2 separate regions of the Homo sapiens genome follow, and region 2 is linked to region 1. A link is an interaction called in ENCODE POLR2A ChIA-PET data of the cell type or tissue named here. Cell type or tissue: A673. All regions are shown on one strand. Each heading gives the region's core, and the rest is flanking DNA. Links, peaks and the distances in the headings are about the cores only.

Region 1 (15,829 bases), core at 4,971-12,970:
TGGGTCCAAACAACTCTGCCTGGTAAAATAAGGGGCCACATTATTGCCAAGGAGAGGTGAATGGAAGGCTGGGGTGTTTGCTGCCAATTGTTGATCGCGTTATATCCAAATCAGCATCAATATGGGGCTTGGGATGGGAGTTCACTGTAATATATCTAAAATCTTGAGCAGCACTCAGAAAAATACAGTTCAACCATTCCACTTCTAATAATGTGTTGTTATTGTAATTGTATTACCCAAATCTTATTTCTTTTAAGTTTTTCTAAAACTCTAGCCCTGAGTCTCTCAACCTCGGCACTATTGGCATTTGGAGCCTGATAATTCGTGGTTGTGGAGGGCTGTCGCGTGCACTGTAGAACATTTAGCACATCCCTGGACTCTACCCACCAGGTGCCACTGGCACATTCCCTGCCCCCAATTGTGACAACCAAAAATGGCTCCAGACATTGCCAAATATCCCCTGGGGAGCAGAATTGCCCCCTGGGGCTTGGGGTTAAGAACTACTGCTCTATAGAACTTGAGAAACAAAAAAATAAAAATAAAGGATAAAACAAAAAGAACTACTGCTCTAGGTCTATTGTATTATAGGCCTATTGTATTATATTTCATATTATCAGGCCAGTTGGCCAGCCAGCATTTACTGGGTATGTGCTAGAAGGCACCGGGGTCACAATGCGATTGGAGTTATGTTGGGAGGTCTCTCCATCAGGCAGAGGGTGAGTGTGACTGGGCCTTGAAGGGTTGGGGTGGGGAGGAAGAGTGAGCAGGCATGCACACAGCCTGTTTGGGGCCCAGGAGCATTATGTGTGGAGCAGGAATAGAAGAGAAGCCACGGCAGGTGGGTTGGGATTGGAGAGTCTTGAATGGCTGCACACAGCTGGGTCAGAGACTCTCAGGGGATAGGGGTTTCTTGTCAGGGTGTGGGGGCTGTAGATGAGTAGGGATCCCATGGGATTCTTCCTCATCCTGGGTCTGAGGTCTCTCCCTCAGCCCCTGGGGTGTGAGATCCTCACCTCTGTCCTCTGCCCATCGTGCAGATGCTGCTTCTCCTGCGTCCTCTGCATCTTGATGCTTTCTTATTCCTGCTCCTGGTTTCTGTTGGGTGGCTTCTCTCTGAAGCTCTCTGTTTACACTCTAGAGGGAGACTTTGAGTCTGTTTGGCGTAACAAGTTACCATTATCCTCCTTGGGCAGTTTTTGCACTGGCTACATCCTAGGTCATGGTTAGCCTAGCGCTGGGTGGCTGTGAGGCCAAGTGCTCAGCCATGGTCCAGTTCTCAGCTCTGTCTTGCTTGTGGATCTGCCTTGGGCTACTTTCCATATGACAGAGTGTGACAATGACTGGCACCATGGTTGACGTATCTGGAATGACAACCTAAGGGGTTGAGATTCTAATTCTGCAGACATTGAGCAGGGTCTCTAGGGTTCTGAGGGAGTGAAAGCTAACACCTCCCTTCTCCAGGGGCTCCATGTTGGAGAGGGATAGTCCTGAGGTTAAGCCTGGCCTGGATTCAAACCCCAGCGTGTTCACTGTTCACTTACTTCAGGCAGATTTAACCACTCAAAGCCTCAGTTTAGAGGTTGATGATGATGATAATAGTATCTACATCTCCAGCAAGCAGGGACTTTGCCTTTTTGCTGCTGGATCACAAGCTCCTAGCACAGTGCCTGGCACATAGTAGGTGCCGAGTACCTGTTTATTAAATAGGAATAGAGGCATTTATTGAGGATTAACAACACTCCAAGTGCTGTTCTAAGCATTTTACATGCACCAACTCATTACTTCTCACACTGGTGGGAGGGGGTAGAAACTGTTATTAACCTCTTTTTCCAGATGAAGAAACTGAGATCTGGAAAAGTTAAGTCACATAATGGAGGCACCTACAAAAATATTCAGGCAGCCTGGCTCCAGGACCTAAGCTCTTTGCTACCATGTTGTGTTTTTTTGGAATCCAAGATTCATTGATATAATCAGAAAAAGAGTAAGCCCTTAACAGATGGTAGCCACTTAAAAAAAAAAGAAGACACTTCCCATTAAACAGTAGATCCTGAAAACATGAGAAGGAAAGAACAGTACCTCAATACTAGGTATTATACAAATGCTTATCAGCTGGACAATCTGTCTGACCCTCTGTCTCTCTAGAACATAGGTATAGTTAAAAATAATTCTAGTGATGGCCAGGCGCAGTGGCTCATGCCTGTAATCCTAGCACTTTTGGAGGCCAAGATGGATGGATTGCCTGAGCTCGGGAGTTCAAGACCAGCCTGGGCAACATGGTGAACCCCGTCTCTGCTAAAATACAAAAAATTAGCCAGGCATGGTGGCACATGCCTGTAGTCCCAGCTACTCAGGAGGCTGAGGCACGAGAATCGCTTGAACCTGGGAGGCAGAGGTCACAGTGAGTCAAGATTGCACCACTGCACTGCAGCCTGGGCAACAGAGCGAGACCCTGTCTCAAAAAAAAATTTATAATAATAATAATAATCCTCAGTGATGATGCAGAGTTTACTGTGTTCTAAGCCCTTTATCTATATTAATTCTTCTAAAGATCGAATGAGGCAGGCATTTGTTATTCTCTGCATTTATAGGAGAAACAAAAAGAGGCACAGAGAAGTTAATTGCTCAGTCACACAGCTAGGAAATGGTGATGCTGGGATTTGAACTCAGGTGGTCTGGCTCATAACCAGTAGGTTATGCTGCCTGGGGAGACTCCCCTATGTGGACTGATTATGATGATACAGTCTACCAGTCACATGCAGCAATAGTAAGACTTTTCAGAGTCTCTGTTCCCCCAAGCAAAGGTGAAGGTATTTTAAATCTCAAATGTGTGATTCAGAGTCATGGCATGAAAATACCTCTGTGTGCTGCATAAATTGTGTGCAATCTCTGCTTCATTTTGCATGCATGCTTGAAGAACATTATTTTTCTTTCTATTACTTTGTGGCTTTTTAGTGTCTGGACATTCACCTATATTATCTCAAATATACTGTGAATTCCTTAAGAGCCATTTTCTCATCCAGAACTGCTTCATACCATGATCCTGACCACAATGGCCTCCAAACCTATATGAACCTATTTAAACACAATGCAAAACTTCTTTGATTCACTTGTGTCATTTGCAGTTAATGGAAATACCCTGAGTGTGTGTCATGCCCAGGGCAACGTGGAGGATAGCAAAGGTGGATAAGGCAGGCTTCTTGTTTCTGAGAGTTTGCAATCTACAGGGCCAGTTTGCTATGAAAACAGCCGCATATAATGAAGGCAGAATAAAGAAGTGCTCAGTTAAGATATAAGATGTGTGTTGTGGAAATGCTGTGAATGGAAGAATTAATTTTGCTTGGAGAGAATGGAATATTTTATCTGGACTGAAAGGAGCAAGGATCATTATGTTGGGAAGGAGGGAAAGGTGCTTGCCGCTAGGTGAGGTGACAAAAGTCAGTTGGGACTACATTGTTAGAGGATCCAAGTGGCAATTGAAGGAGTTTGAACATTATTCTGTAGGCAGTGGGGAGCCATTGAAGGATTTTGAGCAGCAGAGTGACATAATCAGCTTGTATTTTAGGAAGACAACTGGGTCAATGTGAAGGCCAGACAGGGGAAGGAAAGACTGGCTGCTAGGAGGTCATCTCCTAGAAGGTCATTTCAGTAGCCCAGGTGAAGGATGAAGGGGCCCTAGCTAAGTGGAAGTAGAAATGAGTAGGGGGAGATGGATATTTGTGACTGTGGAAGTGAGTTGACACAACCCAGTTACTGATCAGCTATCAGAGGTAATTGAAATAGAGGAACTGAAGTTAACGAGTTTGGTTTCCATCAAGATGAGTTTGTAGTGACAGAGGAGCCACAGAGTGGGCCAGATCCTATCCTCCTTTCCCCTAACCCACAGCACTGTGCAGTAACAGCCTGATGCCACATGACCTGCACAGGAGGTGATCGTCCTGTCTTTTGAATTATATCTGATAGAGAAAGATCCCAGGCCTTTTCTTCTGGAAGTCAAGTTACTCAGAGGCCCGATATAGGCCAAGGTCATTTCTACTAGCACCAAACCCACAGCTAGGAAGCAACTGGAAATGGAGGCCATCTGAGCAGATCAGGGTGAAGAAGATGTTTGAGGAAACAAATTCAGAAATGGAGAGGCGTGACTCAGGAATGTGAGAGATCTGGCCCAAGGGAAGTGGGAAGGCTCTGAAGTTCAAGCTCACTGAGGAGACTTGTCATTCCCCAAAGACCTGTCTCTGGCAGGGGACTCCTAACTGAGTACCACCAGGGTTTTTCTGGATGTCTCAGGTGAGTTTTCCTCCTTTACCTGAGCCTGGCTCACAGGTTAGTATCTGTGCACAGAGTCTCCTCTTCTCCATTATTGCCATTCATTTCCCAAAGCTGTCTGACGCAAACTAGGACAGGTGCCTTATTTGGTGCTGGGAATACAAAGGATGAATTCATACCCAGGCTCTCGACTCAAAGACCTCATAATCCCATGAGGGAGGCAATTAAGGAAATTGGAATCAAAACTTTAAAAAGGAATTAAACGTTACAGAATTCAAAGGAGGGAGTGATTCATTCAGCCTGCAGTAGGTGGAAGGGATGATGTTGATTTGGATTTTGAAGAATGGGGAGCAAACCAAACAAGAATGTGGCAAACACACTTTAGGCCAGGGCAACAACACAAACCCACTGAAAGTGTCCATGGAGATGGTTCTCAAAGGGATTGAGTGCAAGAGGAAGTCAGGGAAGGAACTGTCAAGATGCTGATGAGGAGGGAAAAGTAGATTTGGGCTGGATTGTGGTTCTGAGGAGTTGGGTAGTGGAAGAGACATGATCACACTGTGCTTTAGGGCTGCAGCATGGAGGAGGGATGATAAGGGGAGAGATGGGAGGCTGTTGTAGTAACACAGACCAGAGATGTTGAGGGCTGGCATTCTAGCGCCAGGTACACAGAAGAGGCGGCAAAGCAGCTATTGCAGACACGGAGTTTGCAGAGCTTGGTGACTGCAGATGTCGGGGGTGAGAAAGGAGAAACACCAAGGAGGTGATGGGCCTCTGTGTCCCCAGCCTACCTCATCCCTCTTCAGGATGCTGATGTCTCAGAGTGGTCACTGGGAAGACGGATGACGGTCCTGCCCGATGTCCATTGTGGGGCCGGATAGCTGCCCCCAAACACACAGCCTTAACAAAAGCAGCCTCGTTACACTGCCAGAGAAAAGGAGATTTCATTTTCTTTTCACAAATGAAACTTGCAGTTTCAAGAAGGCTAGATTTTAGCCTGTGGTTAACTGAAGAGTCAGAGATAGCTTTTGTAACAAGAAGAGGGAAGCCGTTTAGGACTGGCCCCTTCTGGCCCCTCACAAGGCCACAGGGGGAGGCTTTTAAGAGGATGGTTTTTTGGGGAAAAAAAAATGAAGTGGAGGGTGGGGTGGGGGAGATGTCAAAAATCAGGAACAAAAAAGCTCAGGCACCTCTCCAAGCCTGGCTGAGCAGTTGCCAGGAGGCCAGGTGCTGCTGCTGGAAGCCACACTTCCCACTTGGCATGGCCGCCTGTCGTGGCAGCCATTTCCTGCGCCTGGGCTGGGAGGGCTGTCTCCCTGCTGGTGTGAGCTCGCCAAGATAGTTTCAGAGAGGGAGATAGAGAGGGAGGGAAAGAGAGAGAGAGAGAGAAACAGACAGACAGAGAGACACCAGAAGGCCCTCATGGAGTAGTTCTGTCTGGAGGCTCAAGGGACAGGCCTGCCTTCTTCATTGCTCCTGAGAATTCACTTCTCCTGCCTGGTTCTGCCTGGTTCTTCCTAGGGCAGGAATGCTTCATTGTGAGGCTCAGGAAATTCTTTATTGGTTGAGCCCTTTCTGGTTCCAGCCCAAGCCGAATTGCCCCTGGGAGTGTCCAGAGCCTCTTAAAGGATACCCTCTAAATCCAGTTCAGAGCTTGGAGCCATTGTCTTCCAGAATCAGAGCACAGGGCTGGCCAGCCTCCAGTTGCTGTTCCTTCCATGTTTTCAAGCCACTGTTGGTTCTATTTCGTCTCTGTGAAGAATCATGAGGAAAAAATATGAATCTCTTTCTAACCATCTATTTCCCAGCAGTAAGGATGCACCTTGAAATGGTTGAAATGGGCTTCCTTCCTCAGCAGTGGGTTGTGTTCCTGGTAAGCAGACTCCGGTTGAACCACACCTCTCTGGGGCTGCTTCTTCCAAGCATGGAGACTAATTCTCACTCTCATCTGGTAATTTTTAATCCAAGTCTGTGTAGTGGGATAGGAATGAATGATGCTGGACCAGACACTTATTCAGCTGGCATTTATTGAGTACCGCTGGATGCTGGGCACTGGAAAAGGTGGGAAGTACGCAATATATAAAGAGACTGTACACTAGTTTACAAAATAGTGTGACTTGGCCTCTAGGGCCAGATGACCTGGGTTTGAATTGTTGCATCATCTTTTACCAACTCCAAGGCAGAGGACAAGTTGTTAGCTTCTCTCAGCCTCAGTATCCTCATTCATTTGAGGATCCCTGTTCCTTCCTCACAGGAACAGGGATCTTATGAGGGTTATGAGATAGTCCCCACAAAGCACTAATGAGCACGGTGCCTGGTGCATAACATGGAGTCAATAGGTGGTAGCTCTTATTATGAATGAGGTTAGCAGTAGATCATTTGGGAATGCCAGAGATGAGCCCAAAGATTGGGCTTTGCCTGGAGGAGGGGACACCGACCTGAAGAGGGTAAGCAGGAAAGAGGCAACAGAGAGGTAGCAGAAAGCTTCAGTTTGGGGAAGGTGTGGTTAAAAAGCCATCTGGAAGCCTTGTCCAACATGAGTGTTACACTCACTGACTAGGTTTGAGGAGGGCATGATTAAACATTCTCCAAAAGGTCTTGGGAGGTAAGCTTTGCCTTTTGAGAACTGCAACATTTATAAAATAATGAAAGGACTAAACTGGCACAAAAGCAGTAAGCTTTGTGGTGGTATTCTGGCTTGTAATTTGCATTAGACATAATTACATTTCTTAAACATAAAAGGAAATATTTGTGATCTGCAGAGAGGGGGCTCAAACACACAAAGGCAGGTCTCTCTTGGTTCTCTGACCTATTAAGTGACAATTATGGTACCTGTGTTAAACATCTTCTAAGTGAAATAACTTGCCATTAGTAGTTCTGTGCTACTAATGCATTTCCTCCCTCAGTTGCATAAATGCCAGCATTTGTGATTTTAAATAATAGCACATAAAAGCCTAGAAGGAATCTTTGAAGTATTTGCTGACTTTCTTTGCCACCACAATTTAGAATTTCAAGTTCCTTTCCTCCTTTATTTTTCCCTTCAGAGTAACTGTTGACCCCACTGTAGCACCAAGGAATAGGAATGGCCATGTATAGCAGAAAATCTAGAATAACAGGGACTTAAGATTGCAATTATTTTTCATATAAAAGAAGTCCAGAGGGCAGACATAGCTGGTATGACAGGGACCCGGCTTCTGTCTTTTCACTCCACCTAGGCTTCCATCCTAAAGTCACCTGTGATTTAGGAAAGTTGCTGGGGCTTCAACCATCAGGGCGGGAGGAAGGAGCAAGTAGGGGAGGACAGGTGGACAACACTTCCAGCTGAGTCAGCTCCCCTGGAGAGCTTTTCTGGAAGCCCCACTTAACACTTACGTACCATTCATTGGGCAGCACTTGGCCTCTTGGCCACGCTATCTGCAAGGGAGGCTGGAAAATGTAGTCTTTTAGTTGAGTGCGTTGGCACCTGGGCTAACACTGGGGTTCTGTTAGCAAAGAAGGAAAGAATGGACACTGGATGGCAGTCACAGTCTCGCCCATGCTGTCTTCTTTGAGGCATTTCAATCTACACCACTAGCCTGTATTTTTACATGTACCTTGCTCAGGAAAATGTGGTGTTCTTTGCAGTGAAGTGACTTTTTTTGTCCCCATCTCTGGTCTGGCCCCATTAGGTATCTCAAAGACTTTCTACAGCCTGGAGAAAAATGCCAAGGTTTGCTTCAAAGGAATGTGAGGATGGATACCCAGCATTTCCTGTCTTGAATCTCAACTCTTAGAGATCTATTCTTGGCTTCATTATCTTAACTGCCTTCATTTCAGCCTGTTACTTATTCTAATTTAAGCAACTGCCTTGACTCTCCTGTTTGATGAACCCACTGGCTGAGTCCACTACCCCAACTCTGCTTTCTTAACTGCTGGGCTCCCCTGTCTCTAAAACAGAGAAATGCCGTGGGTGGTCCTTTAGGTAATGTCTCCAAAAGGCCCCCTTGCCTGTGCCCTGTTTTCAAGTTGGATTGCCTGGGAAAAACTGAACCCTAAGGGGGTACTCAGACATTCAAAATGATGGGGAAGGGTCAAGATTATCAGAGCAGCTGATGGCCACTGGGGTATGGGATGAGGAGAGGGCAATTATGTGGGGCAAATCATCTTAGCTGAGAAAGGAAACTCAAGTAAGATAGCAGTTCCATAGAATCCAGAGATCAGGCTGGGTGTGGTGGCTCACGCCTGTAATCCCAGCATTTTGGGAGGCCGAGGCAGGTGGATCACTTGAGGTCAGGAGTTTGAGATCAGCCTGGTCAACATGGTGAAACCCCATCTCTACTAAAAACAAACAAACAAAAAACACAAAACAAAACAAAACAAAACAAAAAATTAGCCGAGCATGGTGGTGGGCACCTGTAATCCCAGCTACTTGGGAGGCTGAGGCAGGAGAATTGCTTGAACCCAAGAGGCAGAGATTGCAGTGAGCTGAGATCGCGCCACTGTACTCCAGCCTGGGCAACAGAGTGAGACTGTGTCAAAAAAAAAAAAAAAAATCCAGAGATCATATTTGTAATAAAGAGCAGGGCATCCCACAGTTGCATAGTCAGGTTTTTAAAGAAATCATTGAAAATAACTCCTGTTGCCTTTTTCCTTTTACAAAAGCAGCACAACTCTTATTATTAGAAATTTTAGAATTGCAGATTAGCAGAAACATCGCAATTGAAAAGCACCGTGATTCCATTATATAACAGTAACTGCTATGAAGATCATGGTAGCTATCCTTCCAGACCTTTCTCTGTACATTCACATACATATATATACAGTCATGCATTGCTTGAGGATGGGGATACCTTCTGAGAAATGTGTTGATGGGTTATTTTATCATTGTGCAAACACCATAGAGTGGACTTACTCAAATCTAGATGGAATAGGCTACTACACACCTAAGAAACATGGTATAGCCTATGGCTCCTAGGCTACAAACCTGTACAGCATCTTACTGTGCTGAATGTAGGCAATTGCAACACAATGGTAAGCATTTGTGTATCTAAACATAGAAGAGGTACCATAAAAATATAGTATTATAATCCTATGGAATAACTATCATACATGCAGTCTGTCACTGAGTGAAATGTCATTTTTCATGCATAAATTTATTTTTAAATAAAATGGGATTACACTGTAGTTACTATTTTATTCTATGCTGCTTTGATTTAATAATGTGGAATGAACACTTTTTCTCTCTGTCCAAAACATTAATCTACTTTAGACTGCTGGTGTTCCATTGAATAGGTACCATAATTTCATTAAGGAATCAATCTATGGTTAAGCATGTTTCCAGCTTTTCACTAAACAATCCTTGGAAGATTATCTATACAGCTGAATCTCTGAACCTATCCACGCTTATTTATTTGGCATAAATTCCTAAATTGAGAGTCCTAAGAATGCATACATTTTTAAAGACTTTTGGCTAATATGCCAAATTTCCCCCAGACAGTTTCTCCCCAGCACTGTCGAGGACTGCCCTTTGGGTGGAGGGTTCATCTACCCAGGATGAAGAGCTGATATCTTTGGTAGCTTTGTAACTGCTCCAGCCCCAAACCACACGTTCCACCCAAAGGCAGTACAGTGTACACGTACTTATTCTGTAATGAAGGAGTGCAGTAAAGAGGAGGAGGGAGGGATCAGAGTACAAACCCCCAAGGCATGACAGGATAGGATTGGCCACGTCTGTCAGATTGTTTGGGGAAGTCATGTTCTCAATAAAATGAACCCAGCAGACAGATCGAAGACAGAATTCAGTGTGTGCTTATGAGAAGCTTTTGCTCACATTCCCCTCAGCCAGTAGCAGAGAGACTTTCTTATGAACATATTTGGCTTGAAGTGTTTGCATCTACTGAATCCTGTGGAAAAAGAGTGGACACCAGGCCGGGTGCAGTGGCTCAAGCTTGTAATCCCAGCACTTTTGGAGGCCCAGGCAGGTGGATCACCTGAGGTCAGGAGTTTGAGACCAGTCTGGCCAACATAGTGACATAGTGAAACCCTGTCTCTACTAAAGACACAAAAATTAGCTGGGTGTGGTGGCACATGCCTGTAGTCCCAGCTACTCAAGAGGCTGAGACAGGAGAATCACTTGAACCCGGGAGGCAGAGGTTGCAGTGAGCCAAGATCGCGCCATTGCACTCCAGCCTGGGTGACAGAGCGAGACTCCGTCTCAAAAACAAAAAAGTGGACACCAAATGGTTAATGGAGAACAAGAGTCAGGAGGAGGAGAGGCAGGCCAGAGTTGTGGGGGCAACAACTTGCTGATGACATAGTCCAGCCTGGTCCCAGCCTGTGAGGCCACCGTGAAATGTCCTGTGCCTTGCTAGTCTGCCCCAAAAGTGATCCTGACATGGCCTCAGTTCCCAGACCCTCGGCGCTTCTGTTTGGGAGTCCCAACCCTATTTCCTGGGCTGGAGCCAACTGGATCCCTGTCTCCATCACTTTGACATGAGCCTGGTAGAGTCACCTGAGTCACCTGGTTTGCTTGTTTGGCTAAAGGACCAGGCTTTAGCACCTTTTGACCTTGGGCCTTCTCTGGCTCCAAGTAACTGGAGGCTGTTAGAGTCAAAGCATCTCTGAGGGAAGAGACCATGTCACTTATGTTCTCTGGGTCCTCTCCATCAGTCTCTTTTTCTGTATCTAGTCCCATGGACCTGGTTTCCCTGTACCTCTTTGCCAGGCTTTTTTGGCGAATAAAAGCCATCAAGAGAAGAGATAAGGGATTGGAGAGTGGGTAGCCAGGTGGACAGACACAGAGAAGTGAAGGTTCTTCCTACAACAGTAGGCAGCTGAGGAGGCACATGAAGGCATGCAGAGAAGTGGAGCCCAGGCACCCTGGCACGCAGGCGCTGTGAGCCTGGTGGGTGTGCTGCTGGTGGAGGATCAGCCGATGAAGTAGTTCTGTGGCATCTGCCGAGTCCTATTAAGTGCCACGCACCAGCAGCCGCAGGAGATTTAAGAAAAGAAAAAGCCACTAAAACATCCCACCTGTTACCAAGGAGCTGGCAGAGGAGAAGCTGACCTCAACATTCACAGGAAACTGTGGCTGCTTAGGGAAGAGGTGTGTGCAGGGGCCTTTGGGAGCAGAGGGCAGAAGGAGCCTCACTCTGGCAGCACACAGCTTCCCAGAAGTCTAAGGCGCACTGAGTCTTGGGAAGGAGTTTGCCAGGTCGAAAGCAGAGGCTAGACAGCAAGGCGGACGGGTGGGCAAAGGACAGAGCATGGAGGGCTGAACATCGGTGGAGAATCTGGGGAAAAGGGGGAGTTCCACAGCCTGGAGGGTCTGGGTTACTATGTTAAGGAGGAGGAACATGACCTTGTAGGCAATTTAAAAGCTATTTCTCAGGAGCAACAAAAAGGTAGCTGAGATAGAAAAATTAGTCTTTGAGAAGAAGGGGAAAATTTTGGAGGAGGAAGGAGGATTCGAAGAAGTGGAAAAGCAGAGGAAAAGTAGGTCAGAGTGGGATGGGGGGGTGGCATGAGCAACAGAGGTGGGATTAAACAAGGCATGTGGAGGGCATGAGGAAAGACCTTCATGGTTGGCTGCAGGGTGTGTCAGGGGTGTTGGGAGATGAGGCTGAAAATAGATCATGTGGGGAGAGAGGAGGCATTGGAGGATCTTTGAGCAGATACAGGGAAATTAAAGTAAATGTTACAGGAGGATTCACTTCTTGGCCATGTATAGATGGTTTGGACAGAGGGAGAGACTGAAGGCAACCAGGCCAGTTATGAGGTTCTTGTACAAGTCCTGTGAATTCCATCTTGAGACCAAGTCCTCTTTGCTTCCTGATTGTCTGGGTCCTAAAATTACCATTACCATAGGGATTGAAGAAGGATTATCAAAAAATATATATCTAGACAGTATTATTTTACCTCCCTACAGAAATGGCTTTCTTGAGTTTCAACTTGAACCTCTGTGCTTGCCTGTTATGGAGTGCTGACAAAAGAAGCTCTAAAGAACATTTCTGTATATTTTGCTAAGCTGTCATTAAACACATTGACAGGGGTGGGTGTGTTGGCTCACGCCTGTAATCCCAGCACTTTGGGAGGCCAAGAAGGGTGGGTCACTCGAAGCCAGGAGTTCAAGACCAGCCTGTCCAACATAACGAAACCCAATCTCTACTAAAAATACAAAAATTAGCTGGGCATGGTGGCAGGCACCTGTAGTCCCAGCTACCCGGAAAGCTGAGGCATGAGAATTGCTTGAATCCAAGAGGCGGAGGCTGCAGTGAGCTGAGATCATGCCACTGCACTCCAGCCTGGGTGACAGAGCAAGACCCTGTCTTAGAATAAATAAATAAATAAATAAACAGACAAACACATTGACAGTCCTTTTACTCAGTGACCTTTCTGTAAGTAACTACACAATCAGTTGCTCTCAAATTTAGCATGAGGAAGGAAACACATCTATTCAGTCAAACTTATACATCCCTTTGAAGGCAACAGGTAATGAGAACCATATATCCTAGTGTACTTGGCACTTTTTCCTTGGCTGCCAGGAAGCTCAGAACTAAATTTGCTTTGCGAATGTGGTAACTGCCTTACTCAGTTGCTCTTTGTTCTTTCTCATTGACTCCCTATCTTTTTTTTTTTAAAAAAAATTCTTTTAAAAATTTATTATTTTTAGTATGTTTAAATAACATAATCTGCCTTAGATACTTCTGGGAAATAGACTGTATGTATAATATGATTACATATTAAATGAAATAATTTCCTCCTCCCTGGGCAGGCAGCCCTTACTGTGCTTTTCCAGGCAGCCAGAAATCCTCTCTTTGGTCCCGTTGGCCCTGGCTCATGTCGAGTTGGGATGCCCAGCCTGCCTCTCCATCAGTTCATCCCGCCAACCTCCTTAGTGAGATACACTCGCTCTGAGCCCATCCGCCTCTGTTCGCTGGCCTTTTTGGCTTGAGATGTTTTCTATCTTTTCTATATTTCAAAGCTTTGTGGTAAATAATCAATTCAAACCAGCACCGAGTCTCTCTTTCTGTAATTCTAAAAACCCATTAAATTATATTGTTGGGAGAAAACAATAGCTGTGCTAATCATGCCCTGTGCATGCGCATCTTAATTTCCCCAGAGGCCTGAATATGAATTTTTACTAACATGTTAATTTTGTGTGTTAATCAGTAGCTGTAGGCCGAATGAATGGATTGACTATGTAAAACTGTTTGATATTGAAACAACTCCTTTTGACCCCCTCAAATTGGCTTCATTCCCCTAAAGACGGTTAAAGTTAATTAAGCACTCAATAGGTTTATGGTGTTTAAATTAAAATATATTACTCCTCATTGTGTAGTCATCAAGTGAGAAAGACATCCTCCTCCTGGCTGCCTGGCTGGCTAATGGGCTTATCAAAATTCATGATGTAATAAGAAGGCCGACAAGTGCATGAGAGACTCTGGCTGTCACTCAAGGAAAAAACATGGACCACCTTTGCCCACTAGAGGGCACAAGAGAGCCATGAATGCCCATAGCTTGGCGGGTTGGTTTTGGGGATGCAAGTAGGAAAGGCCCTTTGTAGGCCAATTTCTGTCGCTTGTAAAAAAAAACCAATTTATTCTTTTTTTTCTTAATAAATGTGGAGCTCTCTTTATTTCGCTAACTCCCTTCTTTCTTTCCTTCCTTGTTTATATTTTATACCCCTCTCCTTGCTTCTTAGATTTATTTGTGATTCCGCTCTTGACAGTAGTATGCAGTAGAAAATAGCCCACATGGCTTTCAGGAAAAAACAAAACAAAACGTTGCCATCCTTCCTCTGGATAACTTTTCCATAAAATTTTCATTGTATGTGGGCGGGGGGAGCAGGAGCCTTGTGCTTCCCGAGAAAATCACTGACACGGTGCTGAGAAAAATATATAAAATAACACTTAACTCCTCTTTCCAGAAGGACATGTGAAAGCTATAATTGTACCTGCTGACTTTCCCTCTGGGCCTCTCTGGGGCTGGGGGTAGGGACTGTGGCTTTGCAACCTACCATACAGTGAGTGTTTAGATCGGGAAGAATTGCCTAATGAAACCGGCAGAGTGAAGGGGAAGGTAGTGGGGAATCCTGCAGGAATACCAGCTCTGAATTAAAACAGGGCCTAGGCCCCACGAGCTGATCAGGGTGTTGCAACTCATGTCAGATCCAAACCTGCCAGCAAATCCCATTCTTGACGATGAGGACATTAGTCAGATGGGGACAATTGTCTGTGGTCATTTTTGGCAATGTGACTGGTGGTAGAGATTGTTGGGAGATTCAAAAGGATTCTTACCAGTGGATCTATAGCTCATTTTTCATTTTTGTAGAATGGTTTTAAGAAATTTATACTTTTAGGTAGCTCTTAATTGTGTGTATGTGTGCATGCATGTTAGTGTGTGTAGGGGTGAGTCACGAAATGGACATAAGATACCACTTTTAAAGATAAGTAGCCATGAGTATCAGACAAGGAGAAAATGGGTGATATGACAAATGAAATAGGAGTCATTGCAAGGAAAACTTAAAGAATACCAGGTTGCAAAAAAAATTGTGTTTAAAGAGGTGGGAGTCAGGCCAGGCATGGTGGCTCATGTCCGTAATCCTAGCACTTTGGGATGCCAAGGTGGGCAGACTGCTTGAGCCCAGGAGTTCGAGTTCAGCCTGGGCAACATGGTGAAACCCTGTTTCTATAGAAAATACAAAAAATTAGCCGGGCATAGTGGTACATACCTGTAGTCCCAGCTACCCTGGGAGACTGAGGTAGGAGAATCACCTGAGCTGAGGCAGTCAGGCTGCTGTGAACCACCATTGTACCTCTGCACTCCAGCCTGGGTGACAGAATGAGACCCTGTCTCAAAAAAAAAAAAAAAAAAAAGAAAAGAAAAGAAAAAAGAAAAAGGGCTGGGCGCGGTGACTCACGCCTGTAATCCCAGCACTTTGGGAGGCCGAGGCAGGCAGATCACGAGGTCAGGAGATAGAGACCATCCTGGCTAACATGGTGAAACCCCGTCTCTACTAAAAATACAAAAAATTAGCTGGGCGTGGTGGCGGGCGCCTGTAGTCCCAGTTACTTGGGAGGCTGAGGCAGGAGAATGGTGTGAACCCGGAAGGCGGAGGTTGTAGTGAGCCGAGATCGTACCACTGCACTCCAGCCTGGGCGACAGATAGAGAGTCCGTCTCAAACAAAAAAAAAAAAAAGGAAAGAAAAAAGAAAAGGAGGTGGACAGACATTTTGAAGGGCATTGTTTGGCTGTCTTCTAATCTTCTTATTCATGTTTTCAGTAATAGCATGGGGCTTTATTTTCAAAATACTTTCGATTGCTAATAGTTAATAGTGAATATTCCTCAAGGGCAGTGGTTTTCCAGCAATGGGGTAGGGACCAGAACCTGGAGGGTGTGGCCAAGGGGCTGGGGGCTCTGCCCCTGCTTCTACCAGAACGCTCTGCCTTTTTGGGGCTCCACTTAAGATCTAATTTGGAAAAGAGGGTTCCACTGCTAAAAGAGTAAAAGAGAGAGATAGAGGCAAATTTAAAACCTCTGGTTTAAGGCTGGCCTTGCTGGCTTATGCCTGTAATCTCAACACTT
Region 2 (15,829 bases), core at 3,057-11,056, 110 kb after region 1:
TGCTGCAGCTGCAGTGGAGAGAGTCCAGAGAAGCAGGAGTGAGATCACCTGGAGAGGTATAAGGTGGGGGTCACTAGACATGCCTCCCTAGCAGTGCCTACACCCTTCTTCCTTCCAACAGAATCCCTCTTTTGTTCAGGAATCCATACATCCACTAACACAGCTTTCTGCATCAGGGGATGCTAACTTCACTCTCAGTTCCAGGTAGTAATCCCTCTCCCAGTTTATTAGTCCATTTTCACCTGCTGATAAAGACATACCTGGGTCTGGGTAATTTATAAAGAAAAAGAGGTTTAATGGACTCACAGTTTCACGTGGCTGAGGAGGCCTCACAATCATGGTGGAAGAGGAAGGGACATCTTACATGGTGGCAGGCAAGAGAAGAGCTTGTGCAGGGGAACTCACTTTTATAAAACCATCGGATCTCATGAGATTTATTCACTATCATGAGAACAGCATGGGAAAGACCCACCCTCATGATTCAATTACCTCACACCAGGTCCTTGCCACGACGTGTGGGAATTGTGAGAGCTATAATTCAAGATAAGATTTGGGTGGGGACACAGCCAAACCATATCACGCAGTAATTGGTTTAGTTATAAGGGTGGGCCCCAATTCTGGCAAAAGAGCAATTAAGGAAAGTTTCACAGGGGACTTCCAAAAACAGCTTCCTCACTCTCAAGAACAAGCCACAAGAAAAGATGGCCCCATGTGTTCCCCTGAGTGTTGTGAAATCTGGATGTGAAGCCTGGGCCTGCTGCAGCTATCTTCCCCTCTCAGGAAGAAGCCAGCACTGAGGATGGCAGAATAGCGATGTGGAAAGAATCTTTCTCCCTGATAAAGGTTGGGTTGCTGAATCAATCTGCCCTAAAGGCCACCCTACCTCAGGACTTCTGTTCTATGAGATATTAGAATTCCTTATTGTTCAAGCAAGATTGAGTTTGAGTTCCTGTTACTTGCGTCAAAATGCTGTAAGAGGATAGACTGTGTTCCTGATATGGTTTGGCTGTGTCCTCACCCAAATCTCATCTTGAATTGTAGCTCCCATAATTCCCACATGTTGTGGGAGGGACCGGGTGGGAGATAATTGAATCACGGGAACCGTTTCTCCCATACTGTTCTTGTGGTAGTGAGTGAGTCTCACGAGATCTGATAGTTTTATAAGGGGAAACCCCTTTTGCTTGGCTCTCATTCTCTCTCTTGCCTGCTGCCATGTGAGATGTGCCTTTCGCCTTCCACCATGATTGTGAGGCCTCCCCAGCCATGTGGAACTGTAAGCCCATTAAACCTCTTTTTCCTTATAAGTTACCCAGTCTTGGGTATGTCTTTATCAGCAGTATGAAAACGGACTAATACAGTTTCCTATGTATATTGTAAGCTATGCTAAGGGTTTTTTTTTTTTTTTTTTTTTTGTTGTTGTTGTTGTTGTTGTTGTTGTTTTGCTTTTACCCCAAAACCAATGAAAAGTCATGAGAGAGTTTTAAACAGAGGACATAATTCACATTTGCACTCATGCCGCTGTGTGGAGAGCAGGTTCTAGGGGGCAAGAGTGGATGAAGGGAGACCTGTTAGCAGACCTTTCCTTCAGGAAGAGAATATGGAGTATCTGCCTTGGGCCCCACACTTGAGGTGAGAGGCTGCAAAATGAATATCTTTTTAATGAACCATCATTAAAATTCAATTTTGAGTGTCAGTTTTTAACAGTATCTTCTGGAGCCAATAAAAGATGCCAGTGCCAGTACAGAGTGGCTCCCTTTTAAGGGTCAGTACTTTGGATAAACTCTGCACTGACTTGAGTTGCTATGGGTCCCATTTTCTTCTAGGGATAGCCCCAGAGGGTGGCCTGGATAGAGGGTGATGGCAGTGGAGGTGGGGAAGAGTGGCAGAAACATTTTAGAAGTAATATTTTGGTGATAGAATGAATAGATTCAATCAGAGAGAGAGAGAGAGAGAGAGATGACCCTCAAGTTTCTGTGTAACTGGAGGCAGTGAAGGTGCCATTAGGTGAAATGAAGAAATGTGGAAGGGGCTTATTTTGGGGCAGGGGTTGATTCTGAGTTTAGTTGAACATGTTAATATACCTTTGTAATATTCAAGAAGAGGTTTCTAGAAGGTGGGATATGATACTCAGTTTCTAGAAGGTGGGATATGATACTCAGAGGACAGATTTGGGTTGGAGTGAATAATACTTTAGTCATGCCCATTTTAGGAATTAATTGAAATCATGGACCTCCATGTGAAAGGGCTTTGGGAGAGAAGAGGCTTGGGAGAGAAGAGGCTTGGAAGAGAAGAAACCTAGGACCAGGCCTGGAGGACTGGGCAGAGGTAGATGGGGCCTGCAAAGACCACTGAGAGGTTTTTGTCAGAGAGGTAGAAAGGGAACAGAAAAGTGGCTTGTTATGGGAGCAAGCGGTCAGAGTATTTCAAAAATCAGAAAATTTACTGAGGTGCTGATAATTGTTGAAGAGTCAAAGGAGAAGTGTGATAGTCTCCAAAGATGGCCCCAGGGAAGTATGCTTCCTGAAATTCATATCTTCGTGTAGTGCCCCCAACACTGAATGAATGGGGGTGGGGCCCGTTCAATCACTAGACTGAAGCAGAGGGGATGCTACGCGACTATCAAGGTCACAGAAATCCTTGCAACATCCATCTTGGTCTCTTGAAATACTTTCTCAGTGAGACGCCAGCCCCCATGTAAGAGGTCTCTTTACCCATAAACCCCCATGCTGTGAGGAAGCCCAAACTACCACGTGAAGGTACTCTATGGAAGGGGAAGGAGAGAGAGGGAGAGATCCCAGTCCCCAGTTGTTCCTGAGATCCAACCTGGATAGCAGCCATGTGAAGAAAGAAGCCATCTAGGATGTGAAGCCTTCAGATGACGCCAGCTCCTTAAGAGGCCCCAAGTGAGAACTGCTCAGCTGATTCCAGTCAATCCATGGAACTATGAGAGATACAGATAAATTCCCGCCTTAAGCTATTGAATTCTATAACTGGAATAAGATGGGAATTGATCAAATAAATATCTGTTTGATTTGAAAGAATGGAGGTCATTACTGTTTCTGGGTGTGACAGGAGCAGAAGCCAGATCTGACTGGGTTGAAGAGAGGGTGAAAGCTGAAGAAATTAAGAAAGCAAACGTGGTGGCTTTCTGGAGACTCCTTCAGCTATGGATGGGGAGGAGGAAAGTTGGTAGCTGGAAGAGGATGTGAGGATGAGGGACAGATTTTCTGAAAGTGGTCTCCATCATGTAAGTATGTTTAAAAGTACTGCCTATGAAGTACTCTTGATTTAAAAAAAAAAAAAAAGACAAATATGGGGGAATATGGGAGATAGAGACACAAGTTATCAGCACTTTAACAATGTGATCAGCTAAGTCAAGAGTGTGGGACACTCTATGTAACAAATGGCCCAAGAAATCAATGGCATTTAAAAAATATAAAGGCAGGGAGACTATTAGAGGACAAAAACAACTTAAGAGACAAAACAATGAGATACAGTATGAGAACCTTGTCTGGATCTTGATTTGAACAACCCAACTATAAAAAGACATCCTGGAGACAATTGGGAAAATAAAATATGGACTGAGAATTAGGTGATATTAAGGAATCACAGTTATTTAGCTGTGATAACGGCCTGGAGGTTATGTTTTATAAAATTGGCCCTTATCAATTAGAGACGCATAATGTGATGGCCCAATACACGGAATTTTCTTTAAAATATGGCCAGGTGCAGTGGCTTAAGCCTGTAATCCCAGCACTTTGGGAGGTGGAGGCAGGTGCATCACCTGAGGTCAGGAGTTCAAGACCAGCCTGGCCAATGTGGGAAATCCCATCTCTACTAAAAATACAAAAATTAGCTGGGTATGGTGGTGCATGCCTGTAATCCCAGCTTCTTGGGAGGCTGAGGCAGGAGAATCTTAGAGCCTGGGAGACAGAGTTTGCAGTGAGCCAAGATTGTGCCACTGCACTCCCGCCTGTGCAACACAGCAAAAACTCTGTCTCCAGAATAAAATAAAATAAATAAAATATATACATTGATAAAATGGTGACAATTGTTGAGGCTTGCTGATGGGTAAGTAGGAGTTCATTATACTAGTTTCTCTGTTTTTGAATGTATTTGAAAATTTTTATAATTTATAAGAAAAAGTTTAAAATTTTTTATAAGTTTTTAAAACTATATTGAAACACATTATTATTATTATTATTATTATTATTATTATTATTATCATTATTATTAAAAAAGGATTTAAAGGTAACAATCAGGTTAACATTCACTTGTGGTAGCCAGGTATATAGTATGTGTTCATTGATGTAATGATTCTCCTCCTGGGATATTGGAGAGAATACTCACACTAATTGTCACTAATGATACTCTACGAAGCCAAAAAGAGCCAAGGGGAAGGATTGATTGAAAGGAGGTGGATGAACACCCGAAAAGCAGGAGGCATGTTGATAGTGTAAGGTTCCGAGAAGGAGTTGGGGTGGGATCCTGAGTCAAGGTGAAGGAAGGGGCCCATGGAGACAGGGGTACATGTGTTGGTGTCTGAAAGAGGAGAGACATCTTAGAGACATCTCTAAATCTCCGATAATTAGAAGTGAGGTCAAATGCAAGAAGGGTGGGGGATCGGCAATTAGAAAATTGGAGTTTGAAGAGATTTGACAAAGTTATTGAGGGGGATGGGGAGTGTGTTTACTGGAGGAACACAGTAGAATTGCAAGGAAGTTTACAATATTAGCAAGATTTGTTATTGAAACAATGGACCACGGACCTTAAGCTGGATATGTTGAGAACAATTGAAGGAAAATGCCCATGGACTAAGAGGAAAAAGAGGTGTTGTTAGTGTGGCTACCCTGATGATGTTGAAGAATAGAACTACCTCCAGCTGGGTGGGGCATGTTGGCTCACGCCTGTAATCCCAGCACTTTGGGGGGCAGAGGTGGGCGGATAACCTGAGGTCGGGAGCTCGAGACCAGCCTGACCAACATGGAGAAACCCCGTCTCTACTAAAAATACAAAATTAGCTGGGTGTGGTGGCACATGCCTGTAATCCCAGCTACTTGGGAGGCTGAGGCAGGAGAATTGCTTAAACCCGGAGGCAGAGGTTGCGGTGAGCCGAGATCGCACCATTGCACTCCAGCCTGGGCAACAAGAGCAAAACTCCATCTCAAAAAAAAAAAAAAAAAGAAGAACTACCTCCAGAGATTTGGACTTGGAAAGTGTGGAATGGGTGTCATGCATCTGTGTGTTTAATAAGGAGTTCAGTTGATACTAATGCAGGTGCACGTGGTTCTTAGATCATACCTTGAGAAACACTGCCCTGGTGGTTGGATGGACGGTGAAGCCGGCTTGAGGCTGGAGGCCTGTCATTTGCAATGGGAAGTATGCAGGACAGACAAGAGAACATGGATCTATTTGTTATTTTTGGTGGCTCTGTAGCTTTCTTGGCCTGATGGATTGCAATTTGGGGGCCCAATTTGTCCAAATGGGCACCTTTCCCAGGGTCCTGGGTGGGCTCAAGCACAAAGGTAGGTGGCCCTGAAAGGAACCCCATCTGTGTTCTTCCTAGGGACTTCTCATTCAAGGACTTTAACCACTGGGGGTTTTGTAGTTTGTTGTTTGTTTTTGCAATTTTTGATTCTAGAAATAAAATTGAGCTTTCAAAATCAACCAACCAACCAACACTGTTGAGGTTGGCATATTTGGGCTAATTGTTTTCCTTTTCATTTAGACTTATTACCCACTGCGTGTGAGGTAGCACTTTCAAGTAAATCTTTGGTAATTCCCAGGAATAAAGCAATTGCCTTCATTTCCCAGCAGGGCATACTAAAGTGGGCTCATTTGCAGAGAGAACAGGAATAGCAGTTTTTATAGCTTAAGGCCTGGAAGAAACTGCTTTTTTTCTGACAATCATAATCCACTCATGCTTTAAAAACATGTTTCAAAATCAAAAGGACTCCAAGAGTCTGGGATATGCTAGAAGGATATATTAAGACATAGCTCGTTTGTCAATTTATCTCTAATCTAGATAAATTTACCTCCTATTTCTCCTCTCTTGCAGCTTCCTCAGCCACAGACCCGATGAGTTGCCTGGATGTCAAAGAATTAAGCCTGCCTTGAATTAGCAGAAGCAACAGGAATCCAGAGGGAATTGACTTTTTTTTCTTTTTTTCCCTGGTCTCCACTGTGATTCTCTGATTCAAATTTGCGGTGGCAGAATGAAAGGAAGGGGGGTGCTCCTGGAGGGAAGCACTGCCCCAGCAGAGGCCCTGAGGGGAGCAGGTCACGTGGCCGATGTCCCGAAGGCCTGACTGAAGCAGAGCAGAAGCAAGGCTGGCTGGGTGTGGGGGGTGCTGAGCAGAGGGGCTTTGAGTGGTGTCTGGGGAAATCCTGAGCCATTTAAATGAACCATTTAAATCTGACAGACAAATTGGTGTTTTAAGAAGATTTACCAGGCAGTGATGTGCAGGATGAGGTGGGGGTGGAGCCGAGGCGGGGTTGGGGGGGGTGCGATGTTAACAGGGGTAGGAGGAGAATGAAGCTGGGAGAATAAAGATTCTGCTTTGAGTCAACAAACACTTACTAAGCACCTACTGTGTACCTTGCCTTGCACCAGGCACCACCTTCAGGCATGCGCCCTCTCAGTGAATAGAATCAGCATCTGCCCTTTCAGCTAAGCCAGAACCTAGTTTCCTTGGTGATGCCTTCCTCTCCCTTTTCTCCGCAATGGATGGAGTCCTCCTGTAATGCCACCTCTTACCTCCGCCTCTTCTCTCCTTCAAGCCACTGACATCTTTCACTGGATCCCAAGCCTCCAGTCTGCCCTCTGTAACTCCTCCACCTGGAAGTTATTGGGGTGGGCTGGTGGGGGTGGCCTAAAACATATGGAGGCAGGCCATCATCCCAACAGGTACCCTTCAGTGGGCTCCCCACTGTCCTCAGGTAGAAGTCCAAACTCTTTAACAGAACCTGGAGGCCCTTGATATCTGGGTACTTAGCTCTCCTTTGTTTTCAGGGCTCTTGCCCTGAATCTCGCCCTACCTTGAATCTTGTGACTCGGCCGTGCAAAAATGCTTCCAGTACCTCCTCTGAAGGGTCACATTCTCTGTCCTCTTCCCTGTGGTGATAATATCCTCCTTTGTACTCCTACCCACTGACTTATTCTTCAGAATCCATTTAGAGACCCCTTCCTCCCACAATTCTTCCTGGTCCGCAGGTCCTTCCCAGTGTCTTCAGGAACTGTCTCTGACGCTCTCCTGGGGCTTATGACATCATATTTTCACTGACCATTCTCCTCTACATTTGAGCTTCCAGAAGGCAGGGACTGCCTCTTCCTTCTCACTCAGCACCCTCCTGACACATAAAATGTACTTAGTAAATATTCATCAAATGTGAATGAATGACTTTACCAGAATCTGGGGTGGGGGCAGGCGAGAGGTGTTGGTCCCAATTTACAGATAAAGAAACTGAGCTTCAGAGAGTGATTTAATCATTTGTTCAAGGCCTCTCAGCTTCAAAGCTCAGAATCCACTTCAGGGTGCTGATTTCCCGACCAGGGCTTTTTCCTCCTCTTTGCAGCCACAGGAATGGAGGTCATTAAAGAAAAGAGTCCTGCACAGTGAATTCCGGTCTGACTGGTCATTCAGCAAGCTTCCAGTAGGGGCCACTGAGGGAATGAATGCAACAATAGGTGAAGAGCCTTTGATATATTAGGAAGGGATTTCATAAACTGGAGTATTATTCGGGTTAGAGATTGGAAGGGCTAGGAGTCCAAATGAACCGTTTTCCAACATAATTTGAACATTTATTTCACTATGTATTATTCAATACACAAGCCCTCTCTGTTTCTGAAAGCTGAAAGATCTGGTTGCATGTGTTCATTACTCTTTTTTTTTCTTCACTCCAATAAATGCTCTTTGCCTACCTTTTTTATTTATTTATTTTTTGATTGACTGGAAGAACCACATTGCAGAATGATAGATATTGTTCATTTAACGCCAACATTTACTTCTCCCCTAAACTGGTGTTCTGTTTGTGATTGATCAGACTTCTCCCCCATTTAGCACCCATGTAAAACATTGCAAAAGATTGGGTCTGCAGCTCGGATAACATTTTTGCAGCCATCTATTCAAGCCACAGCAGGCATGCCGAGTGGCATGGAAGCTTTTAATGAAACGTCGCCGGATATTAGGGTTTTATGGGCTGGAAAACAGTACAAATCAAAGCACTTTGCTTACTGTTTATCTGTTTAGAACATTTTTATTTCCTAAACCTAGCAATGTTCATCTTTTTCATCCAGCATTTTGGTTTGTTTTTTTTACATATTGATTTTCCTGTTCACTGGCATGCCCTGATGAAGTCGGAGCACTCACATGTGCTGTCTATACAAGCATGGGGCAGGAACAGGAGCAGTGGGGTGCATTCTCTGCCCTGAGACCCCTTAACTCCAAGGACAGGAGAGAGCAGTGCTCACTGTATTTTTTAAAAAGAAAAACTTGTCTTTCCCCTGTGTGGTTTTCCCTTGAGCCATCAGGATAGCTAGGCCGATCATTTTAGTATCGTCCCAACCTTCACATAAAAATCCTACAGCAAAAGCTGTGTTCTCGCCTTACATTTTATAAGGAGATGTAATAGACAGGGTCCCAGCAGGAAACCAAATCCATCAGGTGGTTTACCCAGGGGTTGGCAAATATTTTCCATAAAAGGCCAGATAGTAAATATTTTTGGCTTTGCAGGTCACATACAATTTCAGTCGCAGGTATGTTTAGACATACCTAAACAGTGTGTGTGGCTCTGTTCCAGGAAAACTTTCTTTGCAAAAGGAGACTGGGAGGGTGGTATTTGGCTTGTGGGCTAAAGTTTGCTAACTCCTGATTTAAATTAAAAGACTTAAGGGACAACGTACAGATACCTGGTCAGGGTCAAAGGAACAAACACGGGATGCTGAGATGTCTAGAGACTAGAAGCAGAAGGAGCCTATTACTCCCTCAAAGGCTGATAGACGTGGTGTGACCAGCACCCAGAGGGAGTGGGTTCTGGGGAGGCACTAGGGCAAAGAGGATGCATGGAAGAAATACCCCAACCTCTTCCTCCTCCCTCCTTCAGATATCCTGCTGGTGCCTCCCGTTGTCTGACCCAGTCAGGGGCCAGCCAGCAAGGGGCTTGGTCCTCTGAGGCTTGCAGTCCTCAGAGGTCAGCATCTCGGAGCACAGAGCAGGTGGAGAACAGATCAGGGAGGAGGTGGGGTGAATGCAAAAGGAGGCAGAGCTGCGTGGAGATGTCTATTTGGGGACTAATTTCTTAGACCCACTCCTTTTTGAAGTGAAATTCAGTGTGACTGGCAGCATCCCCTGACCCTGGCCATGCACCATGACTTTATTCCAAAGAACTAACCGTCCCCCTCATGTGATGAGTATATGATCTAATTCGGGCCAATGAGACACAGGCACAGAACTTTGTGAGCTGTTGGGAAGGTTGATCTCTCCATCCAAGGTTTGAACTTTGGCAGCCAACTGAACACATGGTGGGGCCCTCACCAGGGAAGAGCCTGTGGTCAGTAAGTACAAGGGAAGGCAGAGTGTATGGGGGTGGGAGGAACCCCGGTCCTGATACTGTCTGTCCCTGAACCCCTGGATCAAGCTGTACCTGAAATAAACACCTCATTTCTCAATTATGTGAGGCAATGCATTTTCCCCATCTCATCACCATCTTTTTTTTATTTTTCTTTTCTTTTTTTTTTTTTTAACCAAGACCAGTTCTCAGTTCTCTTTTTCTGTCAACTGACGGGATCCTGCCTAAGAGAGAGAATCTAGATTTGTCTCTGGAGCCAAGGTCTGCCCATTCCACAGCTGTGTGAACTTCAGATGAGGTACATCTAATCACCAATGCATGCAAGAAGTAATGATTCTCCTGTGTGCATAAATATTTTCATGTGTGTATGCAGCTGCGTTCAAACAATGATATTTATTTCTAGCGTGTTCATTTCTGAGACACATAAAAAAATCTTTCTGAATATCTATGTGGTATGAACCTCATGTGTCACAAAGGTAATGGATAGGCATGGTGAGATAACCATAGCAACCCAGCAGGTTCTGCAAGATCACGTCATGTGAACACTGCAGCTCAGGGACACTGATGGTACCTGCCCAGGTCTATGTTGTTTGGGTGACTTTTCCTTCGCTTGAACAGAGGACTTCTTACCATGCCACACCTCCCATCAGTCAGTAATTCATTCCCCAAATGTTGAATTTTATGGACCAGTAAAATGTCCAAAATAAAGAACTGGAAGAAAGTTGTCAACTTTTTATTTTGCTAAGTGAGGACATTTAACAAAACAGAAAACAAACAACTCCCATCTATTCTCACCCTCACTTTGTGAAAGAAAAGACACTTTCACAGTCTGAAATTACAGATTAAAGAGAAGCCCTTAAACAGAACCCATTTATCTTTAAGAAAAATGCATGACTTCAGGGATGCTGTCTGTTTGGAAACTCGCACACAACTGGCACACCTGGATGAGGGGCACAGAGGGCCCAAATGCAGTTCTCACTCTGCTTGCCAAGACATGCCCCCTGCACGGGCTGTGTCCACTCAGATGAAGAAGTTTGCTTTTCATTACACAAAAGGTCTCCCTGCTTTCTAAGCCGTGTGCCGACAGGGCTGTGTTTGCAAGGGCAACCTTCTCTAATCTGCAAAACGCTTTCAGAGCTGGCAGCGGCCCTGCACTACATTGTTCTGCTTTAAAAAATTTCACGGGGGCTGTGCTTTGACCAGTGCCTGGCACTTAGTAGGTGCTCAATAAATATGTGCCTAATGGATGTTGAATGGCCGAAAGGAACTCCATCAAGGACCCATCCTGATCTGCAAGTTGACGTTAGGGGCCCCGGTGGTAGTGTGCAGTGAAGCTATGGGAGTCAACTTTGCGTAACTTTCTTATCTCATCAGTGTTCAAAGGGAAGGGAGTGGAGAGCAAGATAAGAGAAGCCCCTCCTGCTTCTTCGCTCCTTGAGGGGACCATAAGGAAACCAGCCTTGTGCTTGCTATGGCTTATTTAACACATTTAGCAGCTCAGGCAACTGATCCTTTGAAGGGTTAAATAATCTGCTCCAGGTCACCCAGTGGCAAAGTGAGATTTTGACTGCAAAGTCACAAATATGGCTGAGATTTGTGTAGTGTTACCCCAGGCTCTTGCAGTCAAGGAGTGCATCTGTGGACGTCTGCCCTGTGTCCCTAGGAAATTGCTCAGCTGTGGTGTTCGTGGTCAGTATCTCCCCATCTCGCTTTTCACCACCTCGCTCTCTGGCCACCCCTATCAGCTTCTTGCTCCCATCTGATCTGGAATCATGGAAAGCATGACTCAGAGAGGGTGTACTAGTTTCTTAGGGATACCGTAACAAATTCCCATGCACTTGGTAGCTTAAAACGATTCAAGTTTGTTCTCTCACAGTTCTGGAGGCCAGAAGTCCAACATGAGCTTCACTGGACTGAAATCGAGATGTCGGCATGGCTGTACCCTCCAGTGTTTAGGGGGAAATCTGTGCTTCTTCCAGCTTCTGGAGCTACATTCTTTGGCCTGTGGCCCCTTCCTCCATCTCCAAAGCTAACAGTGTGGCATCCTCAGATCTCTCTCTGCTTCCGTCATCACTGCACCTTCTGATGCAGTGAGCCCGATACCCTGCCTCTCCTTTTTTTAGGGACATGTGATGGCATTCAGGGCATCCAGATATGTCAGGATAACCCTTTTGTCTAAAATCCTTAATTTAACAATGTCTACAAAAACCTAACTGTGTAAAGTAACATTCACCACTTCCAGGTATTAGGACCTGTTATCTTTGGCCATTATTTAGCCTACTACAGAGGGTAAGTGACCTGCCCAAGGTCATGCAGCAAGTGTGGGGTTCAAACCCAGGCAGACTCCCTCCAGTCCACACTTGACCACCCAGCTGTCCTGCTAAAGGGATAACAGAATAAACCATGATTCATATCAAGGAAGGGATGATTTGACATCCAGACACAGCTATTTGCATGAAGCTATTAAATTGCCTTGAATATTTTTGGAAGTGAAAGCTAAATTAACCAGCTCACCCCTCTGTGCAGCTAGGCCAGGTCTCTGTCACGTTTTTTTAATGGGCTTGTGAAGAAACACAGGTTTGTTCTGCTGTTTGTAGCTCAGTCATTGGACTTGAGACCTATTAATAAATTTGAAATATCTGCTTAAGGGCTAGAGGAGGAAAAGGGAAGGAAGGCAGTTAAAGAGGGGGCAACAATAAATGCCCAAGAAACTGGGTTTCTTCTCAGCCATAAGCCTGTCCTCCAAGCTGAAACCAGTGGAATCTGGTATCTCCTAGGGGAACCCGAGGGTTGATGAGTGCAGAGGTTGAACAGAGGTGCCTGATTGTCTATTCACTGCTTGGCCAGCCTAAAAACTCTCCTCTATCTGACACTTTTCCTGCTTTGTCCTGTGTTTGCTAGTCATGGAACTGAGTGAAAAGAGTGAGCAGATGGTGTGCAATTTCAATGATCTAATGATTCCGACCTTAAAAGACCAGGGAACAGGTGAACAAATCCATGCTTAACATTTATTAAGAATCTACGTGCCAGACACATTATATAGTATTAATCTTCCTTAACCCCTTTTATAGATGAAAGAGCTAAGGCATAGAAAGGTTAAATGACTTGTCTGAAATAAGACAGTAAAGCAAGAATCTGAACCCAGGTCTGTGTGGCTGCAAAAGTCATGCCCCGTGTGATTGGTTTTAGAAGACCCGAATTCTCCCATTCTTGCTTCACCTGCTCTTTAATGTGGAGAAAGCTTGTTCAACATGTGGCCCAACTTTGAATGAGGCCCAACACAAATTCATAAAATTTCTTAAAACATTATGAGATTTTTGTGTGTGTGATTTTTTTTTAGCTCATCAGCTATCACTAGTGTTAGTGTATTTTATGTGTGGCCCAAGACAATTATTCTTCCAATGTGGTCCAGGGAAGTCAAAAGATTGGACATCCCTGGTAGAGGTTTAAGGTCTGGCCTCTGGAGGCAGAGTACAGGGGTTCAAACTCTGATTCACCTCCAGGCTCCGTAAACTTTGCCAGGTAACCCAACCTCTCCGTGACTCTAGGACATTGAGATTCATAGCAAAGTGCGTGGAACAGTAACTGGCTCATTACAAGTTTAGCTATTACTATTACTATTGGCACATCCAGTAACTTAGGCAAGAGAGGTAGTTTATCATCAGGATGTCACTAAAGGTCATTGACGTCAAGCCAGAATTGAGTACAACTACTAGGTAATAAACAGGGCAAAAATCCATCTCTTTACCTTGGTTAAAGGCATGCAGTTAATACAAATAAACAAGAAACCCAGAAGCCTGGAAGAACTGAATACTACAATAATTATAATAAACTGTGTTTTCTTTACTTTCTTGCAGATTTTAGCTGAGAAATACCCCCTTAGCATCTGTGACATGTTTTCTAGAACTCAGGGTCTCAGCAGTACTACAATACAGGACCTGCACAGAAACAGTTTGCCGAGTTATCAGCACCATCGAATGTTTATGTGACAGAGGCGGATTCTCAGTCACTTCCCCATTCACTGTGACGGGAGCAGACCTCACCAACCACCTTGCACAGCCTATGCATCAGAAACAGTCAAGAGGCTGCTCTGTGCCTAATGCTGGCCTGGGTGCTGCCAGGGAGGCAGAAAGCAAATAAAGCATTGTCCCCATCCTCCAAGGTGACTTGTAGAGTCAAATCATCACACATGAAGTCAGACAACAGTGTGAGCTCCAAGTGTTAGCACAGGGATGTAGTCAGGGTTTGGCTATGGGTTGGCTGCAGAGGTGTGAATGTGCCCCATAGGAGGTGGGACCTGAGCTTGACATTTGAAGAATAGTTGGGATTTGGATAAGGAAAGGGAAAAGGAAAGGGCATGCCCTCAGAGGGGATCAGAATCAGCAAAAGTGCTGATGGGGAGAAACTCCCATTGAACCATCACCTGCTGATCCTGGGCGCTGCACATTTTCTCTTCGTTCACCCCTGACCTCAGTGTTTCCCATTGGAAGCCTATGGTGGCAATCACAGAAGAGTCCTTCTCAGACTGGTCTAAATGTAAAGATTTACTGTTTGGAGCTCAGATATGGGACTGCTGGTGCACGTGGTCAGGCATCCAGCAGTGGAGTTGGGTTCAGGTTTTTTGGATGAGGAGAATGAAGAAGGCTAGGATAATGGAGAAGTAAATGATGAAGGCATAGAACTTGTTGAAGAATAAAGACGCCAAGAGTGAAATGGTGAAATGGAGAATTTAAAAAAGAAGACAATGAATAAGTGGAGTAACCCATTTTGCAAAAATCTTACTGTGGCTTGACTGCTTTTGCCTGGTGACTCTCTGCCCTCTCACCTGAGTGGGGAAATTTAGTTCCTTCATCCATTCCTTTTGGGGTCTGCCTGTCTGTAGAGAGCATGTGCTTGGCTCTGCTCTTGGCTACAGGGTAAACGTGGGAGTAAAGCCTTTGCCCTCATGCTCGGGAGGAAGCCTGTAGCTTTTCTAGTGATGCCTGTTGCAGGGGAACACATCTGATTAGCTTTGAGTTTCAATATTGGGGGTCTGTGGTAGGAGAGCTTACACGTGGCCAATGACAGTTGAGCAGAAGTGATGGGTCACTTCTAAGTGGAAGCTCTGAGAGTCAATGTGGGGCTCACCATACTTACGTTTCCCTCTCCTCCATGATAATTGAAAATGTTCCAGTTAGAGTCTGTTCCAATTGCTGTGACTCCAAGTTAAGGTGCCATGGAACAGATCCTCAGCTGGGCCACAGTGGATCTGTAATGTGATAGAGAACTAAATTTTTGTTTTTAGCCAACAAGACTCTTGGGTTGTTTGTTACTGCTGCATAAGCTACCTCTCCTGCCTAACACAAAGCCTACAGTTGCTGCTGCACATCTAAGCAACTTTCTGCAGCAGCCCTATTAGTAGTAGATTGACATTTGCATCTCCATCTGCCCTACTTTTTTCCCTTTTCTTGTGTTCTGTTGGGATAGAGGTTGTTATTATTTGCATTCCCTCATACTCTAATAAGTGCCCAGTCTGTGAACTCCAGGTAAAAATTAATCTTGCTTCTCACTGTACAAAAAGGAAAGTTGGAAGCATCAACAGAAAATGTATTGGTGAGTTTTGATGTTGTGAAGTGAGTGGAAGATTATTTAGATAAATGAATTAATCTGATTGAAATGGTTCCCAGAAGTAAATGTCAATGAACCAGACGTGGTAATTTCTTGCTCATGAAGTAGTGTTAGTATGCATGTGACTTGAAGTTTATGTTAAAACACAAGCACTGAATTACCTCTTGGGGTGTGGATGGTGTAGACAGGGCATGTGGCCACCATGAATGGAAACTGTCTGTGTCAAATATGGTCAGCTCAGGCAGGATGATGGGCCAGACTCAAGGTTCCCAGAATTTAGTCGTGAATCATAAACAATAAGGCAAGGCCAGAAATATATCTTTTGTGTAGAAATTAACATCAAGCTATCTGTAAACATCTGCTAAGCAACATCCAAGTGGCTTCTGTGTACTGGCGGCTTCGCTTCAGTGCTTCAGAATAACAAGTGTTGCCTTCAGAGGGAATAATTGCTCTCTTAAAATGTGTGTGTGGGAATCTTAGGAGATAGTTACCTAGTCATATGCACATTTCCAAAAATGGGTTGCCATTAAAATGTGTGCCCAAAAAAGGGATTAAACAAACAAAATATCAGGAAAATGCTGAGTTCAATTTTCATGTTTTGTTTTGGATTTTGTTTGTTTGTTTTACTGTAGAAGCTTCTCAGAGGCTCTCCAGA

What was found. Peaks named below come from ENCODE experiments on the same cell type or tissue, not always from the same donor. Only the 100,000 strongest peaks of a DNase experiment are listed, where the experiment ranks them.
Region 2: POLR2A ChIA-PET joins it to region 1 with 16 read pairs; 2 of 35 experiments call an interaction of 5 or more read pairs at or near these places.

Annotation. Positions count from the first base shown.
Region 1 is chr11:32,174,293-32,190,121 of GRCh38, reverse strand. No RefSeq gene overlaps it. Among named protein-coding and RNA genes, the nearest start is that of SNORA88, 38 kb to the right of the region's middle. RefSeq lists enhancers at 12,934-14,178, 12,683-14,632. In A673, for the core only: no CTCF peak of the experiment used is centred there; no DNase peak of the experiment used is centred there; H3K27me3 peaks cover 7,307 bases.
Region 2 is chr11:32,063,814-32,079,642 of GRCh38, reverse strand. No RefSeq gene overlaps it. Among named protein-coding and RNA genes, the nearest start is that of RCN1, 19 kb to the left of the region's middle. In A673, for the core only: CTCF peaks have their summits at 7,451 and 7,650 (motif pointing right); DNase peaks (open chromatin) are centred at 6,212 and 7,632; H3K27me3 peaks cover 5,381 bases.